Linked DNA regions of Homo sapiens: region 1 is linked to region 2. Evidence: read pairs that join two places in POLR2A ChIA-PET (ENCODE). Cell type or tissue: PC-3. All regions are shown on one strand. Each heading gives the region's core, and the rest is flanking DNA. Links, peaks and the distances in the headings are about the cores only.

Evidence for each region. ChIA-PET counts read pairs that join two places held together with the same protein. Peaks named below come from ENCODE experiments on the same cell type or tissue, not always from the same donor. Only the 100,000 strongest peaks of a DNase experiment are listed, where the experiment ranks them.
Region 1: POLR2A ChIA-PET joins it to region 2 with 5 read pairs; 2 of 35 experiments call an interaction of 5 or more read pairs at or near these places.

What each region holds. Positions count from the first base shown.
Region 1 is chr1:101,172,725-101,178,111 of GRCh38, reverse strand. LOC101928334 (a long non-coding RNA gene) reads right to left here. Exons shown (of 4, transcript XR_426738.4): 4 at 1,557-2,584. Among named protein-coding and RNA genes, the nearest start is that of S1PR1-DT, 61 kb to the left of the region's middle. In PC-3, for the core only: no CTCF peak of the experiment used is centred there; a DNase peak (open chromatin) is centred at 3,151; H3K4me3 peaks cover 295 bases; H3K27ac peaks cover 1,760 bases.
Region 2 is chr1:100,906,205-100,911,591 of GRCh38, reverse strand. SLC30A7 (solute carrier family 30 member 7) reads right to left here. Exons shown (of 11, transcript NM_133496.5): 3 at 4,627-4,740; 4 at 442-529. Among named protein-coding and RNA genes, the nearest start is that of SLC30A7, 13 kb to the right of the region's middle. In PC-3, for the core only: no CTCF peak of the experiment used is centred there; no DNase peak of the experiment used is centred there.

The DNA of each region.
Region 1 (5,387 bases), core at 243-5,242, 270 kb before region 2:
CATGCCTGTAGTCCCAGCCACTCGGGAGGCTGAAGCAGGAGAATCACTTGAACCCGAGAAGCGGAGGTTGCAGTGAGCTGAGATCGCACCACTGCATTCCAGCCTGGCGACAGAGGGAGACTCCGTCACAAACAAACAAACAAATCTTAATGAGATGCCTCTAATTATATTTTGAACTTAAAAAAATGTCCTGGTATATACGCTTCAGCTATTATATATAATGGCAATGCCCAACCTTTTTGGCACCAGGGACTGGTTTTGTAGAAGACAATTTTTCCACAGAGTGGGTTGGGGGAATGGTTTCAGGATGAAACCGTTCCACCTCAGATGATCAGGCATTAGATTCTCATAAGGAGAGCACAAACTAGATCTCTCGCATGCGCAGTTCACAATAGAGTTCCTGCTGCTATGAAAATCTAATGTCGCCCCTGATCTGACAGGAGGCAGAGCTCAGGCAATAATGCTGTCTCTCCCACCACTCACCTCCCACTGTGCTGCATGGTTCCTAACAGGCACTGACTGGTACCCATCTGTGGCCTGGGGGTTGGAGACCCCTGCTCGAGACTGTATTAATAAAAAGCCATTAAAAACCACATGACAAAAAGAGGAGATCTTTTCAGAAAGATTAAATTTTCCCATTTCTGTTTTAATATTTAGGGGAAAGATTTAAATCAGAAAGATCTTATGCACAAATAACCAGTAATGTTATTAAGACTAAGCTACATCATAAAAAAGTCCATAATACTATGCAGCCATAAAAAGCAACAAGATCATGTTGTTTGCAGGGACATGGATGGAGCTGGAAGCTGTTATTCTCAGCAAACTAATGCAGGAACAGAAAACCAAACATCGCATGTTCTCACTTATAAGTGGGAGCTGAAGGATGGGAACACATGGATATATGGTGCGGGGGAACAATACACGCAGGGGCCTGTGTTGGGGTAAAGGTTGGGGGAGAGCATCAGGGAAGAATAGCTAATGGGTGACAGACTTAATACCTAGGGGATGGGTTGATCTGTGCAGCCAACAAACATGACACACATTTACCTATGTAACAAACCTGCATATCCTGCATATGTACCCTGGGACATAAAATAAAAGTTGATGGAAAAAAAAATAAAAGAAATTCTATAATGTTTCTATGGTGTATGGTTAAGGAAGGCAAGTAAGACTCAAATTACAAGAATTAAATGGAAAGAATACAACATAAACACCCTTTTATCAAGTGAGCATCTACATATTATTTGTCTAGAACTATGGTATGAGCTTTAAGGCTGGACGTGGTGGCTCACGCCTGTAATCCCAGCACTTTGGGAGGCCAAGGCAGGCAGATCACCTGAGGTCAGGAGTTCAGGACCAGCCTGGCCAACATGGTGAAAACCCATCTCTACCAAAATACAAAAATTAGCCGGGTGTGGTGTCACATGCCTGTCGTCCCTGCTACTCAGGAGGCAGAGGCAGGAGAATCACTTGAACCCAGGAGGTGGAGGCTGCAGTAAGCCAAGAACGTGCCACTGCACTCCAGCCTGGGTGACAGAGCAAGACTCTCTCCCCCCCAAAAAAAAAAAAAAAAAAGAACTATGGTACTTTAGGAATACAAAAGAACCGTAATAAATGTTTCCTGTCCTGAGAAACAAACACTGATGTAAAAGATGTGTCTTCCCAAGTAACTATAGATAATAAAATCTTTAATTACATAGTACAGGCAATAAATGCAAGTCTGGAACACTATATATGTTAAATAGTCAGGTTATTTATTTTTGAAAATAATTTTGAAAATTGAACTGGGAATTCCTTTTCTCAAATGCTTACAGAATTATCCTCCCAGCAAGAGAACTTTTATAAAATAAAACTGCTATTACTATAAAATTCCATAGAAATTAAGCTAAAGAAACAACAAACAAAACTGAAATACAAAGTTCTACACTGAATTCTGATTAAAAAAAAAAAAACACAATAAATGAGCAAGCTCTGTTTCATGGTATGACTAAAATGGAATAGCATTAGGAAAACTGCCTCAGGAAGTCAGAACACAATATAAATCAGTAAGACTTTCCATACCTTTCTAGTTGCAGGAAATCTTAAAATATTACTCCATTCTGCCTGTGTGCAGCAAAGACAAGTTTCTAAAGCATTCAAAATATTTTATAAGGTATACGTTATGTGCTTTATTAAAGTAATAACTTGTGTGTTAACCTTATTTTTAAATGTCATTTTCAAAGAAAGAAGTCTTATCAAAATTGAATGAAAGAAGAAAACTACAAGAAAATGACCTAAAGGAAAGGGAATAAAAGAAAACAAGATCTTTTCTGGACGTTCAGTATTAAAAGTTTTCATGCTCATTGAAATGAAAATTACAAAATCAGAACTACATAGTAGATTTTGCAAGCATGCAGCCGGAAGTGTAAGGGCTGGTGGACTTTAGGGGCCTATGACTAGGAGACAGACTGGAAAACCAGAGACAGTACTGTGAACATAAGCTACCTTTGCCAAATAAATTCTGGAACTTACTTCTTGAACTGAGAAGTTCAGAGATGTTTTGGGACAGGACGCCAGACAGTTTGGAATGACTTACTTGATCTTACTGAAAAAAAAATACAATGTCTTTGATTACTCTTCTCAGAGTTAGTCTCATTTCCTACTTTAATTATTAAGGTTTTCCCTTTGCATATTATTGTATACTTGAACATTCATAATAATTCTTAATTTTTTCATAAAAATGTATTTATCTGCATGTATGTGTGTACGTGTGTGTTGTTTGTGCATGTGTGTCTCTATGTTTTTATAAATATCCCCTAAATAGATTGTGGTAGCTTGTTTCTTGTTTTCAGTTGGCTACCATCAATTTCTCTCCTCCCTGTATCTATCTATTGCTCTACTCCCTTGAATCTGGGCTCATTTGTGACAGATTTGCCAAATAGAATATAGTGGAAGTGACGCTGTATGACTTCCAACACTTCCCACACTTTGAAGCTTCTACCTGGGTCTCCTGGAATTCCTGGTCTTGAAATGCCACGCTGTTTGAAACCCAAGCCACACTATGGCTATGTGGAGAGACAAAAGAGGGAGAAATCCTGACCAGCCCACAGGTATTCTAGCTATTCTAGTCTAGGAGCCAGGCATGTGAGTAAAGAAGCTTTCAGAATTCCAGCCTCATCTGTCATATTTCTGCAACCATTTGAAGGACACAAAAGTGAGTAACGCTCAGCTTCGTCAACCCCCAGAAAAATGGAACATAACAATAAATGACTGTTTTAAGCTACTAAGTTTTGGTGTGGTGTGTTACACACAGCAATAAATAACTGGAACATACAATAGACATCCGAAGACAGACCTAACATTTCTTACTTACGTCATAATGCTATAAAATTCATCACCACTCTGTCATTCCAGAAATGTAACTAAATTCTTATATCTATCATATATTTAGCTGAACAATATCACTTTACTCCACTTATTTCATTGGTCACAAAAATACATTTTTACATTTTGTTGAAATTTTTAAGGGCTATAAAATGATACAATAAAAGTAATACATGTATGTAACACAGAAGTTTATATTAATAAAAATGGTTATACATTCTTTTAAAATTGACTTCATTTTATTTATTTATTTATTTATTTATTTATTTATTTATTTATTTATTTAGAGATGGAGTCTCACTCTATTGCCAGGCTGGAGTGCAATGGCGTGATCTCGGCTCACTCAACCTCTGCCTCCCGGGTTCAAGTGATTCTCTGCCTCAGCCTCCCAAGTAGCTGGGATTACAGGCGCCTGCTACCATGCTGGGCTAATTTTTGTATTTTTAGTAGAGACAGGGTTTCACCATCTTGGCCAGGCTGCTCTTGAACTCCTGACCTCGTGATCCACCCTCCTCGGCCTCCCAAAATTCTGGGATTACAGGCGTGAGCCACCATGCCCGGCCAACATCTACTATTAACGTCTCCCACCAGAGTACATTTGTTCCAACCAATGAACTACACTGACACATCATAATCACTCAGTCCATAATGTACATTAGAGTTGACTTTTGGTGTACATTTTACAGGTTTTGACAAATGCATAATGACATGTACCCACCATTATAGTATAATACAGACTAGTTTCCCTGCCCTAAAAATTTGATGTGCTCTGCCTGTTTATCCTTTCCTCCCTGCAATCCCTGGCAGCCGTTGATCTTTTCATTGTCTCCATGGCTTGCCCTTTCCAGAATGCCATGTAGCTCGAATCATACAGTCATGCAGCCTTTTCACACTGGCTTCTTTTACTTAGTGGCATGCATTTGAGGTTCCTCCATGTTTCATTGCTTGATTATTCATTTTGAAAAAATACTGTCACATTTTCTTATACTTCACTCATTCCTTAATCCTTTCAAATTTCGTTTCTGTCCTCACCCTTCTATGGAACCCTGTGCTCTTAAAGGTCACGAGACTTCCTACTCATAAAATCTAGAGCCTTTTCTGCGGCACTGAATATTGCTGCCCACTACTTCTTTAAATCCATGTTTTTGTGAAATTGTTCTTTTGCTTCTCCTTAGCTCTCTCTGCTGATTCCTTCCTTTCTACACTCTTCAAGTATAAGTATTTCCCAACTTCAGGAAATACAAGTATTTCCTTGGCCTTCTCTCTACTACCTACTACCATCTTGGCATCTCTTTCTTTCATGCCCACATTATCTGAAATATCTAACAATTATGATAGTCTGTCTTGCTTCTTATATTCAACCAGTTATCCAATTGCATCAATTTTCCCTTCATTACATTTTAAAACTGTCCCTTCTTTCCATTTCTTCTATTTCATTCCCAGTTAGGAAACTCATTAATTCTTGTTTAGATAATGGCAATGGAGTCCTAGCCAATATATTTCTGCTTTAAGCCTACTTTCTTCAAGCCCATTTTATTCAGTCCTGCCAGATTAATTTTCCTGAACTGCTTTGCTGATTAATGCCTACTTTTCTGTCATTTGAAGTATAAATGTATATTTATCATATTAATAGTATAAGGATGGAACAATTGACATTATAATGATGATGAGACAGCTGTTGTTTTTATACATAAAGCAATTATTAATAATTTACAAATAGATAAAAATAGTGAAATACAGTTGACCCATGAATCCTTTGAATAACATGGGTGTTAGGTGTGCCGACTTCTACATGGTCAATTACCCATGTATAACTTTTAGATCCGCCCAAAATTAACTACTAGTAGGCTACTGTTGACCAGAAGCCTTACCAATGACATAAACAGTTAATTAACACATATTTTGTATATTGCATGTATTATATACTGTATTCTTACAATAAAGTAAGCTAGAGAAAGTAAAATATTATGAAAATCATAAGAAAAAATATATTTACTATTCATTAAGTGGAAGTGGATAATAAT
Region 2 (5,387 bases), core at 57-5,056:
GCAACAGAGTGAGACTCTGTCTCAAAAACTAAATAAATAAAAAATTAAAAAAAATACTGCATTTCATTTTAAGTTCACTAATCTTTAAGTCTTCTTCCTTTTTAAAAAATACGCCAAATGTTAAAGATTGACTGGTTCTAATTTCTTTAGAAATATTTCCCTACTGACCTCACTATCCAGATTGTGCCTCTACATTTCATAGTATTAACACTTCATCTATAACTTGTAAAGCACTATCATTTAATTGTTTTCAATTCCAAGAAGATTCATATATATTTAATTTTTCAACTATTTTGTAAGCTCCTCTTGTACGCACATATCTAATCTAAGATTGTCCACAATATTTAATAATAGTTGAAAAAAACTTACATATATCTTTAATTAATAAACATTTTCATTACAGAAATGTAATTTACTGACTTTAATAATTATCTACTATACCTCAACTCCTTCTGAGAAAATAAAAAAAGCAGTGAAGATCAAAAATAGGCCATTGACAAAGCCAGCCAGAACTTCCGCTCTAACATACCTAAAGAGGAACAAAGTAAATAACTGAATTATTATGTTATTTCTTAAAAATTAAATCGTAAAATTACATACATTCAGAGATTCCAAACCATATTACATGGTTATAAGTGGCCAGCGAAGCCCTAGTGTTTATAGTACAGTGCATTTTATTTTATATATAGTAGAAATGAGGAAACGAATTAGTACGAATTGTTCAAAAGCAGAATGCCACAAAACAGATTTTTACAAGCCAATCCAAAGATCTTCTTAGAGTAAGTAGTTTTAGAAAGACCTTTCACAGAAATTTAAATCTCAAGTTGCTAGTGGAGAAGGAAAAACAGAACCAGACAAGTGGACAAAGAAAGAAGGATTAACGGCTAAAAAGTAGAAGAAAGGGTCTGGAAAAGGGGGTTTTTTAAACTTATTAATTTCTCTTTTTCTAAGAACTCCTTATGCTTTCTGCTTTGTACTTTTTAGCTTTCAAACCTTTGGAAAGCAGAGCTTCGATCTGAAGGAAAATAAAATTATTTCTGACTTATGCCAGAGACAACTTGAGATTTATATTTCTAACACTTTTTCTAAGATTAATAAATCTAGCATAAACTTTCAATTACCTATTTTTAGAATCAATTTTAGCTTCACATAATTCTAATTAAACTATTTTTAAAATACCTGTCTTTTGTTCCATTGAGTTCTGAAGCTTTCTGCTTCCTACCTGTGTGAAGCATTGGGGAAAGATTTTATTTTTCTGTATCGTATATTTGGCTTAGTTAAAGTCATCAGAAACAACTTTAACTTAGCATTTTTACATGTTCAAACATCATTCAAAGGGTGCTAACAGCAATTAACCACTCTGGTCCTTAAACAATATAATGAGAGCATCAAAACTCGTGCTTTTCCTAGGTTTCTATGTTAACTTCTAGGTAATAACGATTTTTACTGTAAAAATATTTTTAAAGAGAATTCTTGAAAATGTACTCTATCAAGTTATGTTGGAGTTTGTCCTGTCAAGTGCATTCCAACATAGTATGTATTTCTATGCCAGAAATAATGCATATTTCTATCTTCTAACACATCCAAATAACGTATTACTTGTCAAAACATATTTTTTTTTCCTGGAGAAAAGTTCATTAAATTCAAATAATTTGCAACCAGCATTCCACAGCCTACACTTAGGAATTTATCTAATAAATCAGCAGGGTTACTATCCAAAAGTAAAAAGTATTTTCTTTTAATCTACCCTTGTAGTCCCATAACTAATGCTTGACTGAAAACCTTTTGTGCTTGACTTCTACCAGATTTCAAGATCAAAGGCAAGAATGTTTTTCAGGCATCTTTTTGTTTCTAATTCCTAGCTTAGTAGGTGTGCTATCTAAGTTCAGATAAAATGTTGGAGTGATTTAATTAGCTTGAGTTTAAGATATATTTGTTAAACTTGGTTGTGGGCTCAAAACAAAAACACATGAAAACTAAACACATTTGCCTTTACAAATATCTGTGTTTACTTAACAGATTGAGTAGGTCTTAGAATTAGAACATGTAATTCATGAATGTGCTGTTGCCTAATTAAGTATGGCTAGTGTTTAGATTCTTGAGCCAGGAAGAAAAATAGAAAAGATTTAAGTATAGGTACATATGTATATACGCATGTATGTATGTATCTATCTACCTACTGGATGTATATTACTTTTAAGCTGTCTTTGCTCTTTAAAAAATAAGAGTGTGGCAAGACACAAAGATGACTTTTATATAAAGAAATACTTAAAAGTCCTTGCTTGCTCTCATATTCCCCAACTCTTTCTTCTATTGCAGAGTCAGTCAGCTACAGCAGTCATCCTGAATTGGGGTGGGAGGTTATGAGAATTCAACCCTATGCTTAACATGAATTAATCAGTGTCATTTTGATTCACTGACACCAGTAGTTTACAAATGAAGCTACTTATTACTATACCAATTATTCATAGTGTTAAATATTGTACCAGCTTTTATTCTTTAATCTTTCCCAAAAGAAAACACACACACACACACACACACACACACATAAAGAGAGGAGAGGATTAAATTAAAGGTGGAAAGAATATTATTCTCTTACATCAACTAGCTAAAGCTGAACATTAAAATCTGCTATGGTACTGAAGGTATTCAAAGCTATTTCTAAAAACCATTTTAGAGCAGGAGACAATACATTCTAAATTGGAAACAATAGAAAATCTAAGCGTTAAAGAACTGAGAATTTTCAATAGTCAGCTACTGTTTATTCAGAAAGATTGTAGAATAAGCTATTCTAATTAGATTTCTGATATATAATATAAATAAATTACTAATTTTCCAACAAAAATTATAACTTTGGATATAATCTTTCTTTAATAATCTAAAATATACTTAAGAATCTTTTAGTAGCTACTGTTTAAATTATTTGCATATCACCAATATCATGCCATAAAAAGCGTTCTTATCTGAGCTGTCAAGCTGTTTGAATTTATAGATATATAGGATCTACTGCTCTATACTATAAAATGTACAATGAGTATTTTTTGGCTCACTTTTTATAATTTCAAAAATAACCATATCCCTTGCTTATAACTAAAATCAGCAAGTTCTGCCACAGAACTCCACATCTCCTTTTTGGCAACTGTCACAATATATAGCTATTATTGTATTTTTACAGAACTGTTTGCCCAAGAGACAAGTTCCGGCAAGGCAGGAGGCATGTTTTTACATCATTAGATCATTTTTACATCATTAGAACTAGAAAAGTATTTGACTCATATGGACCCTCAATAAATATCTAAACAGAACAAGAGCATGTGAAAGAAAGAGTGTGTGCCTGCTAAAGAAAGAAGCCAAGCCAGGGAGAAAGGGGGAGCAGTTAAGGACAGAGAGTAAAAGACATAACAAGAGGCCTAAGAGACAGTACATGAAAGAAGATGGCTGTAAAAAGGACAGGGAGAGAGTGAGAGAAACTGCACCGGAAAGGGAGAGCTCAGGGAAGGAGAATCAGTGAAGGAAGGAAAGAGAGACTTGGAAAGGGAGACAAAAAAGAAATAGAGCTAAAGAAGTTAAGAGAAGAGGAGGAGGAGAGATTGAGCCTGACAGATAAAGGGTTAAAAGGTAAAGGAAAAGAGCAGGAGAAAACAAAGAATAAGACAGGAAAGGTATAGGGGGACAGAAGAAGGAAGAGAGAGGAAAAAAGAGCATGAGCACAAGCCCAAGCGACAAGAAGCAAAGACAAGAGAAGGAAAAGGGAGTTCAGGAGAAGATAAGAGAGAGTAAGAGGCTGAGGAAGGGAACAAGAGTGAGAGACAGAAAATATGAGAGACAGATGAAGAAGGAAGAGAATGTAAAAGAGCACTCACAGGGGAAATGAAGAGAAGAGGAGGAAAAGGACAGAGGGGAAGAATTAGTAAGAAAGCAGAAGAGAGAGGGAATAGGAAAGACAAAGGGGTGGGGAAGAGAAAGAAACAGAGTATGCATCCTGAGCTCTGCTTACACATATATATAGCTATACTGCAAAATATTCTATGAACTCAAAAAAGGAAACACTCAGGCAGTGTAATCAAATAATGAAAAATCCACTGCTTCCTCCAATCAGAGGTGGCAGAAATCAAATTATGCCTCTAAGATGATCCAATGTAGTCCCTTCAGCATACAGATGCTCTACAAATATTTGATTAATTGTCCAACTCGGCAAGCATATAAGAACTGTTACATAAAAGCAGAGCTAAAGAACATAATATAAAACCATATTAGAAAATGATTTTAAATAAATCAACAGCAAAGTATCCATTCAAAAAGAAAAAAGCAAAAGCAAAAAAAAATCCTATTTTCATATACTAAAACTTTCTTCTTCAAAAAAAAGTTGAGAAATTCCTCTATATGGTAACAATCTCAACAAATTACTGTAGATTCCAATTATATACTATTCAAAAACTCATCCATGAAGTCATGAAAGTGGTTACCCTTGGGGAGGTAGGAACTCGAAGAGGCCTGAGTGGGGGCTTCAAAGATTCAAAAGTTACACCTGTGTTCAATTGGTAACAAGTCACTGAGCTTAAGATTAGTGTTTTTTTGTGTATATCTTATACTTCAATAAAAAGATTTTTTTTCTTAAAGTCTTACCCATAGGAGAAAGCATCATTATCTCTCCATTTTGAAATAACAGAAGCTGCCAGTCCAGCCAAAATGGCAGTGCTATCGAAAAACATGTGAAAAGAGTCGGAAATCAAGCCTAAGCTGGAAAAGAACAAACACATTGACAAATTATAATAAAAACCAAACAGTAGGCATCTTTCTCTGAAAGTCTAAGATTCAGCCTTTGTTCATCAGGAATTAACCATCTAAAACAACAATTTAAATATGCTATATAGATAGCTTTGAGGATAAGTTTTAAATATCTAAAAAGTAAACCCTCGTACCTCCTGCACAAGGAAAAGCCCAGCTGCTGCGAGAGAGGTAGAAACAAAAACCATCTGCTGCTGGGTGAGGGGTAGGAATGTGACCACTCCTTGGTCACTTGCAAAGGTCAGCTGCCACTGAAAGAGAGGTAGGAAAAAAAAAGCCATCTACTACTGGGACGAGGCTGATACCTGCTTGCACCCAGGATCTTACAAAGCAAAGGTCTGCTTTTGTTGAGTATCCTGCTCCACCCTTTTGATACCAGGCTGAGGACAGTGGGGACAGGCTGGGAGAGAGGGAGAGCGGCAAGATCATTAATACTCACCCTGACACTGAGGTGCACAGGCTTGCCTGACTAGGGATACAACAAGAGAACCTAGTCCCACCCTCCCCACCAAGTCTTGAATAAAGTATAAGGAACAGCAAACTACCAGTGAGAGCACAAAGAGATATGTGCAGAACTTGCTAAAAGCTGAGAGTGGAGC